Regions from separate parts of the Homo sapiens genome. Here regions 1 and 3 are each linked to region 2. Evidence: chromatin loops called from intact Hi-C (ENCODE). Cell type or tissue: CD4-positive, alpha-beta T cell. All regions are shown on one strand. Region 1 has its middle 60 kb from the start of ADAMTS7. Region 2 overlaps CIB2 (calcium and integrin binding family member 2). Region 3 overlaps LOC105370913 (a long non-coding RNA gene).

The links. Peaks named below come from ENCODE experiments on the same cell type or tissue, not always from the same donor. Only the 100,000 strongest peaks of a DNase experiment are listed, where the experiment ranks them.
Region 1: it touches region 2 in a loop (5-fold over the local background); 4 of 110 quality-filtered maps call a loop at or near these places.
Region 3: a loop joins it to region 2, with 28 times the contacts of the local background. A loop is called at or near these places in 6 of 110 quality-filtered maps.

What each region holds. Positions count from the first base shown.
Region 1 is chr15:78,750,091-78,752,590 of GRCh38, reverse strand. It overlaps the pseudogene LOC646938. Among named protein-coding and RNA genes, the nearest start is that of ADAMTS7, 60 kb to the left of the region's middle. In CD4-positive, alpha-beta T cell, CTCF peaks have their summits at 1,143 and 1,342 (motif pointing right); a DNase peak (open chromatin) is centred at 1,370.
Region 2 is chr15:78,112,453-78,114,952 of GRCh38, reverse strand. The region is part of intron 2 of CIB2 (calcium and integrin binding family member 2); the gene reads left to right. Among named protein-coding and RNA genes, the nearest start is that of CIB2, 18 kb to the left of the region's middle. RefSeq lists an enhancer at 1,406-1,495. In CD4-positive, alpha-beta T cell, a CTCF peak has its summit at 1,557 (motif pointing left); a DNase peak (open chromatin) is centred at 1,572.
Region 3 is chr15:78,708,191-78,710,690 of GRCh38, reverse strand. The region is part of intron 1 of LOC105370913 (a long non-coding RNA gene); the gene reads left to right. Among named protein-coding and RNA genes, the nearest start is that of CHRNB4, 68 kb to the right of the region's middle. In CD4-positive, alpha-beta T cell, CTCF peaks have their summits at 865 and 1,072 (motif pointing right); a DNase peak (open chromatin) is centred at 1,120.

The DNA of each region.
Region 1 (2,500 bases), 640 kb before region 2:
TGTGACAAGTGTCCAGATGCAGTCTACAGAGAAATGTGCAGCTCGTGGGTTTCACATCCCCAGGTCAGGGCTCCAATTTTCAATAAAATGTTAAGGTTATGATCCACTTGCTCCTAACCACTGGTCAGTGGCTTAATAAAAACAAAACCAAAAGCTGTCCTGAGGCCTGGCTATGGATTTGTAGCACTAATGGGTCAGTCACACTGGTCTCTGGGGATCACAAAATAGGCCAGTTCCTCCAACACTGGGGCCACCATCTTCCCCTCTCTGGATTCTGCCAGGCCCCAGATGCTTTGTATCCACCAACATGGGCTCATGCGCTTCCCTGTCAACCAAAGGCCCAACAGACTCACCAGCCCCAGGAAAAGCTGTGATGAAACAGAAATGCCCCGAAGGACTTCCTGCCTGTCCCCATCAGAGCAGGCCATTTGCTCCTGCTGCTGTCGGCTGCGTGGGCTCCTTTTAACACAGGCACACACGAGGGTGCAACCTTTTATGTTTCAAAACACCCACTACTACCTGGACATGCTTAACTCTCATCCAGAGGCTTAAGGTCAGAAAGGCCAGCTTTATTTAAATTCCGAATTCACCAGTGTGTGTTCTGGAACATGGGAGCACCAGAGAACAGAGAACGCCCAAGCACAGGGGTCCCCGCGTGTGGATTTCTCAGGTTCCGCCTCCTGCCTGGCTCTGCAGACCGGGCTGCCAGCCCCAGCAGGTGGGAGGAGGCTCCGTGTGAACGGGGCACAGGGTCCCCACCACCAGTCCTTTCTCCCCAACAGCTGTCAGCCCACAGCCCCCACAAACCCCAAACCTACGGCGCCCAACACTCCTGTGCTGCAGAACACGAGCCCGAAGTATAATTCTTCATTTGCTCCTCAGTCAGGAGCTGACAGAGACCCCTCGGCCCAGGCTGGCACCCGGGAAGCCAGACCCCACCTCTGCCTCAGGCCTGGAAGGTTCCTCTGGGAGATGAGAAGGTGTCCCATGGTCAGCTAAATTTGGGAGACGATGCTCAGCGCCTTAAAAGGCTCCTAGAAGTCCTGCTGCAGAACGTGGTTCAATCCTGTGTAACTCCCGTCTCCTGAATGCAGCTGACCACACAACTCCCTCCCTGTGTTTCTGAAGGCCAATCGCTGTGCTGCAGGACTGGCCTCCTTGCAACCACTAGTCTGGGAAGCTCATTAAAACACTGAGGCTCCAGCCCAGAGGCGGGTTATGGGCCCCTGCAGTCTTGATAACAGCGGGGAGCCTGCCACCGCCTTGGCACTCTTTAAAGCACCTGTTGGTGTGGCGACCCCGCTTTCTAAAGCAAGCTGCAGGGGAGACCGTACCGCGAGCCGCTCACAAGGAGGCGCTGCAGGACCATGCAAGGCCCAGCAGTGTGGGAGGGGCCAGGTCGGCCTGCGGTGCCAGGGAAGGGGCGGGCACTCGCCAGAGCCACGCCCACTCGCCTCGGCTCCTCCTGGCAGCGCCTGGGACCCAGTACAGAACTGAGGGCAGCGGCGCTCCCAACACTGCCCTAGCTGTCGGCATGGGTGAGCTCACTCCCTGTCACTCTCGGCAATCCTGACCCAACACGAGATGAACAGAAACCCCCCAGGCTCACCCCAGGACTCAGAATCAAATTTCCCCCGCAAATATGATTCCCATATCCCTCCTCATTTGGCAGAAATCAGGGCACTCTTGTTGGTGCTATTAGTAAGCCTGAAACTATTACAAACACACTCCCCAGTAAAAGACTAAAAATAGCGATGACCTCCAGGAAGCCTGGCATGGCCTCAGCCAGCACCTCAGCTCCCATTGTCCAAATCGGCTCTCAGGGTCAGAGCAGCCAACAGCTGCGGTCCAGGGGATATACGGATGAGGGTGGCCCAGAACAGGCAATGACCGTGTGGCCAGGGAGGGTTCCTGAATACTTGGCTGCCCAGGCCAGAAACACAGGGCTCTTCCAAGTCAAGGATCACTTGAGCCCGGGAGTTTGAGACAAACCTGGGCAACATAGTGAGACCTGGTCTCTACACAAAAATTTAAAAAATAGCTGGGCTTGGTGGTGGCACGTGCCTGTAGTCCTAGCTACTCAACAGGCTGATGTTGGAGCATCACTTTGAGCCCAGGAGGTTGAGGCTGCAGTGAGTGGTGATCTCATCCACGGTACCCCAGCCTGGTGACAGAACGACATCCTACCTCCAAAAAAAATTTTTTTAAACTGAGTAGACAGGTGTCCTGGTGGCATGACAGGTCCTGGGTCCCCTTCCAGATCTGTGACCTTGGACAGGTGGCTTTTCCTCTGGACTTCAGTGTCCCCATCTGAGTGAGAAAAGGCAGTGGGGACGCAGATCTTCAAGTTGAAGCAGTGTAGAAGCCGCATCTGAAAAGCCATACTTGGGGCTCCAAGTCCAGCACACAGTCCTAGCAGGGCCCAGCGGGGTGGCCAGGGTGGCACAGGTATCAGGTCCCAACCTCCTTCCCTCTTTGCCCACTCTCAGACCAAGGAATT
Region 2 (2,500 bases):
GATTTGATTTACCAGTATGCTATTTTTTTCTTTCTTTACTTATCTTTTTTTTTTTTAGAGACAGGGTCTCACTCTGTTGCCCAGGCTAGAGATCCTCCTACTTTAGCCTCCTGAGTAGCTAGGACTACTGATGCATATCACCACATCCACCTAATTTTTAATTTTTTTTTTTTTTTTGTAGAGACATGGTCTCACTACATTGCTCAGGCTGGTCTCAAGCTCCTGGCCTCATGCAATTCTCTCACTTTGGCCTCCCAAAGCACATTTAGATTACAGTCATGAGCCACTGTGCCTGGCCCCCAGTATGTTATTTTATAAGACTTTTTCATCTATCTATGCAAGTGCCATTGGTCCATTCTGGATGCTACATATTAGGTTCTTGTATCAGGGTTCTTGTTAACTTTGTAAAATAAAGTGAGAGTTTTCACATTTCTTGCCTCATACTCGGGGGCAGTTCAAGTAGCGTAAGTATGGTTTCTGGTCCTGGATGTTACAGTAGGACTAATATATAACTCTTCTTGAATTCAGTGCCCTTTATTGGGGGAGAGGTGACAGAGATGTGGTTCTTTGACAATGCTTAGAGTTTCTTTCACAGTGATTTGGGTTTTCAAATTCTCCTTGGATTTTTCTTTAAAGAAAAATTCCAATGTGATTTTAGTTACTGTTTTAGAACAGATCTGTGTCCCAGGGTAGAAGCTGGCCTTCCCACCCCAGAGGATACCTCCTCAACCCTGCCAAGCACCCATAGCCTCTCTCCCTAGTCCACCCCTTCCAGGGAGCCTCTGACGTGGCAGGCAGCATGCTAAAAGCTGCCAGTTGAAGGCCAGTGGTTTTATGAACATCCAGGGGTGAGAACAGTAGAATAGCCCCTGCTTTACTGATAGAGAAACTTATCCTTCAGTGGATTAACCCACTTACCCACACTGCTAATGAGAGGTGTAGGCAGGGCTCCAACCTCAGCCTGACTTCATGCTCCTGCTGCAGCCATCCCACAAAACTTCAGAGGTGTAGGCCAACCCCTAGAAACACTCCAACATCACACTGCCACATATGAGGTGGGGTCAAGGTCAAGTGGGAAATGTAGCAGTTGGAAGCACAATGGATATGTCAAAGTACCAGATGCATGAATTATGAAAGAAGATGCCTTGTAATCCCAGCACTTTGGGAGGCCGAGGTGGGCGGATCATGAGGTCAGGAGATTGAGACCATCCTGGCTAACACGGTGAAACCCCATCTCTACTAAAAGTACAAAAAATGTGCCGGGCATTGTGGCAGGCGCCTGTAGTCCCAGCTACTCAGGAGGCTGAGGCAGGAGAATGGCCTGAACCCGGGAGGCGGAGCTTGCAGTGAGCCGAGATCGCGCCACTGTACTCTAGCCTGGGCGACAGAGCGAGACTCCGTCTCAAAAAAAAAAAAGAAAGAAAGAAAGAAAGAAGATGCATGAATTTTGAAACAAGTGGTTGTTCCTTATTTGGGGACAGTGTAAAAAAAAAAAAGTAGTTTTCCTCTATGCAAGAAATAGGAGCAAAGAAAGTCCTTGAGTGCCCTCTTGTGGAGAGTCTCAGCTTGATCCCACCGCCCTGGCATTTGCTGAGCCTCCTCCCACCCAAAGTACAAGTTTAGGGGTTTTCCCCTCCTGCTCTGTCTCCAAGTCATGGCACATCCTTGTAATTTCAGACCCTTTTATAGGAATGTGCGACTGGCAAAGTGGGCATGTGGCATTTTACTGTTCATTTGCCCTGGACAGGCTCTGAACCAGCAGATGATGTGCTTACCAGGGCTTGACTTGCAGGGAGGAGCCAAGTGGTTGGTGTCCAGAGGTCCTGGGTTCAAGTCCTGTTCCCACTGCTCATTGGCTGTGTAGGATGGGGAAGACACTTGATTCTTGAGCCTCAGTTTTCCCTACCTGAAAATGGGAGACTAATATCTACCTCTCAGGGTGATTTGGGGATTAAAATAAGTAAAGCAATCCACAGAGAAGATTAGTTCAGGGCCTGGCACAGAGTAAGCACTTGCTAAACGATAGCTGGTGTTATTATCTGTTTGAGCTGGGTAAGTAGTCAGGTGCCTTGCTAAGGACAGTAGGCAGCAGGACCACAAGAACTGGTAGAACCCAAGGAAGGTTGGGTGGCTGTGCTGAATGGCTTGATAAAGGTGGGCCTGGGGTGTGTCACAGGGTCAAGCCACTTAAAAGGAGACCTGGGCTGATCTGGCTTTGGGGGTGGCAGGGCCGGCCCAAGCCTGGGAGATACAGGGTCATACCTAATCCATTCACCAGCAGCCTAGGACATCACTTTAGGCAGGTTACCTACCTCAGCCCACAGTCAATGCCCCTTACACTTGTCCCACCCATGGCAGCACTTAATGGACACAATTTTTGTTTTTAGAGGCAGGGTCTCGCTCTGTTGCCCAGGCTGGAATGCAGTGGGGCAATCATAGCTCACTGCAGCCTCCAACTCCTGGGCTCAAGCTCAAGTGATCCTCCAGCCTCAGCCTCCCA
Region 3 (2,500 bases), 600 kb before region 2:
AAGAGTGCTCGCCCCAACCCTTTTCCCCCTCCCCATCCTCTCTCATAACCAACTTCAGCTAAAAGGTCTGAGAAGAAAAGGGAATCTTAGATGACTCTCACTAGGGTGTAAATGACTCCCACCATGATTTTTGTTTTATTGAGACATAACCCCAAAAGCAGTTTGATGGATAGTGTGCCAGGCAGTAGGATGAAGACAGATGGGGAAACTGCCTGGGGTCATGGAGAAGGTGGAGGCACTGAGGCCCTGAGTGATTTTATAAGCACTTTAAGAAAGGTCCAGCACCATGATTTCTTACCTTCACTACCCAGGACCAATAAGGTCCCACGTCCTGACAGATTTTGTTTATCAGACAAATTGCACTCAGTCATGCTTCATTTTCCTCCAAGAGTTCCCAGGTTACATAGAATTGAGATAATCTCCCCACCTTGCCATCACCCCCACAAAGACACTCCATGTTTCTGTTTACAATACAGTCTTATATGGATTGATATTAGATTTTCAGGTGCTCTTTGCATTTTGCAACTATTGCTCAAGCTGGAGACCCAAAACGAGCACTAGCTTTACAGTCAAAGACCCCTGGGTTCCAGTTTCAGCTGAGAGACTGTAAGCACATCGCTAGCCCACTCTGATCCTGTCTCCTAGTTGTATAATCACCTCTTTCCCATCAATTGCGAGGCTGGAGAGAAAAGTGTCCACTCTGTGCCCAGTACACAGTAGGAGCTTAGTAAGCTTAAGCTCTCTTGCTTCCTCACTATCCTAAAGTGGTAGCGGAAAGACAGATGTGGGGAATGGCACCTGGGAGGCTCCAGCTGTATGCTTCACAATCCTACCAACGAAAAATCTGAATTAGGCTTCAGTTTCCCGTCTACAAAATGAGACAGGACAGGAGTGGGTAGGAAGAGGAGGAGCTTGGCCTTGTTGGTTTAAGCTGGGCTCGTCTGATTCTGTAACGCGGGCTTCATTGCAGGGTCCAGCCCACTCCCCAGCCAGGGCTTCGTGTGCTCTGAATGTCTTTTGGCCAAGTCCAAGGCTATCCAGGGTCGGGGTCGGGAGGCTGGGTGGAGGGTAGTAGGGTGGAGAGAAGCAGTTCCCGCATATAACCTGCAGGTGGCACCAGAGCAGCGCGGGAGCCGAGGGTTCCGCTCCAGCCTTCCTGGAGACCCGAGCAGGGCGGGGTAGGGCAAGGCAGAGGTTGTGCACACCGCTCATCTGGGCAGTGGCACAGGGCTGCGGATCAGTCCACACTGTTTGAAATAGACACATGGGTCGTCTGGCTCATTTCCTCTCTTTGGTAGGGTGATCATATGCTTTATCATCCAAATTCTTCGGAGAGTGAAAGGGACACTATTATAATTGCACCGGCACAACAGACATAACCTTAGCTGTACCTTGCAAACCAGAACATATTGCAACCCTACCCTCCGGTCACTTTTTCTTCCTTGTTTCCATTCTTTCTTTTAATTTATTTTCTTTTTAAACACACAGCATTCTCTTTCCCCCAAGCACCACTGTCTTTGAAAATGCCCTTGCAATTGGGATATTTTCAACAGGGCAACATCTGCTTTCGCATCTTGAGTCTGAACAGTGTCTCTGAACCCACCCCAAAGGCTGGTTTTAGCTTCCAGTCAGAAGACTCTGTTCTCTGGCTTACCATCCCCATGACTCAAGAATTAAAGATGTCAGACGTGGAACAGTGACCCTTATCTCAACTTTGGTGCCTCTTTGCTAAATTTATTCCTGTAATTTTGTTCTGAGTGCTCATGTCCTTTATCTCATTGAATTTACATATATTAGTTTATCAAATTACAAGCAGACAAGCCCCATTAAGCAGGATTCTTATATTTCCAAGATCACCCCATTACTCCATTCAACCCCAAATTAGCATGCCATTTATCTCCTTGTTTCTGAACCGTCTTCACTTAATAGTCTCGTAAACATCCATCCATTGCAAAAAGGACTCAAACTGTTCTCACTTCCATTTTTAGTTGATTCATTGATATCCAAGTAATTGATTTGTCTGGAGGAGTCATTAGTAGAGAACTGTGCCCTTAAATTTAGTTTTATAGTGGAATTCTGCTAATTAATATCTCTCTGTGTCATTCTCACATTGCAGCAAATGACCATGGGTTTCTATCTTAACCTAAAATCTAGGTTAGAAATTTGATCTTATCTGAGTAAGATATTAATAGATAATGTGAGGCTTTTTTAAATTTACTGAACATTTTCTCAGCTAAGAATGACACTCATGGTCACAAATATCTATGTAAGCAAGCAGAAAATTGGGCTGTAAATATATAAACACTTAAAATATCATGTTTAGAGACAAGATTTTCCTTTTTTTTTCTTTTTAGTAAAGTATATTTGCTATGGTTGGAATGTTTGTGTCTCCTCCAAAATTCATGTTGGAACTTAAACCCCCATGTGATAGTATTAAGGGGTGGTGTCTTTAGGAGATGACTAAATCGTGAGGGAGGAGCCCCCTCATGAATGGGATTAG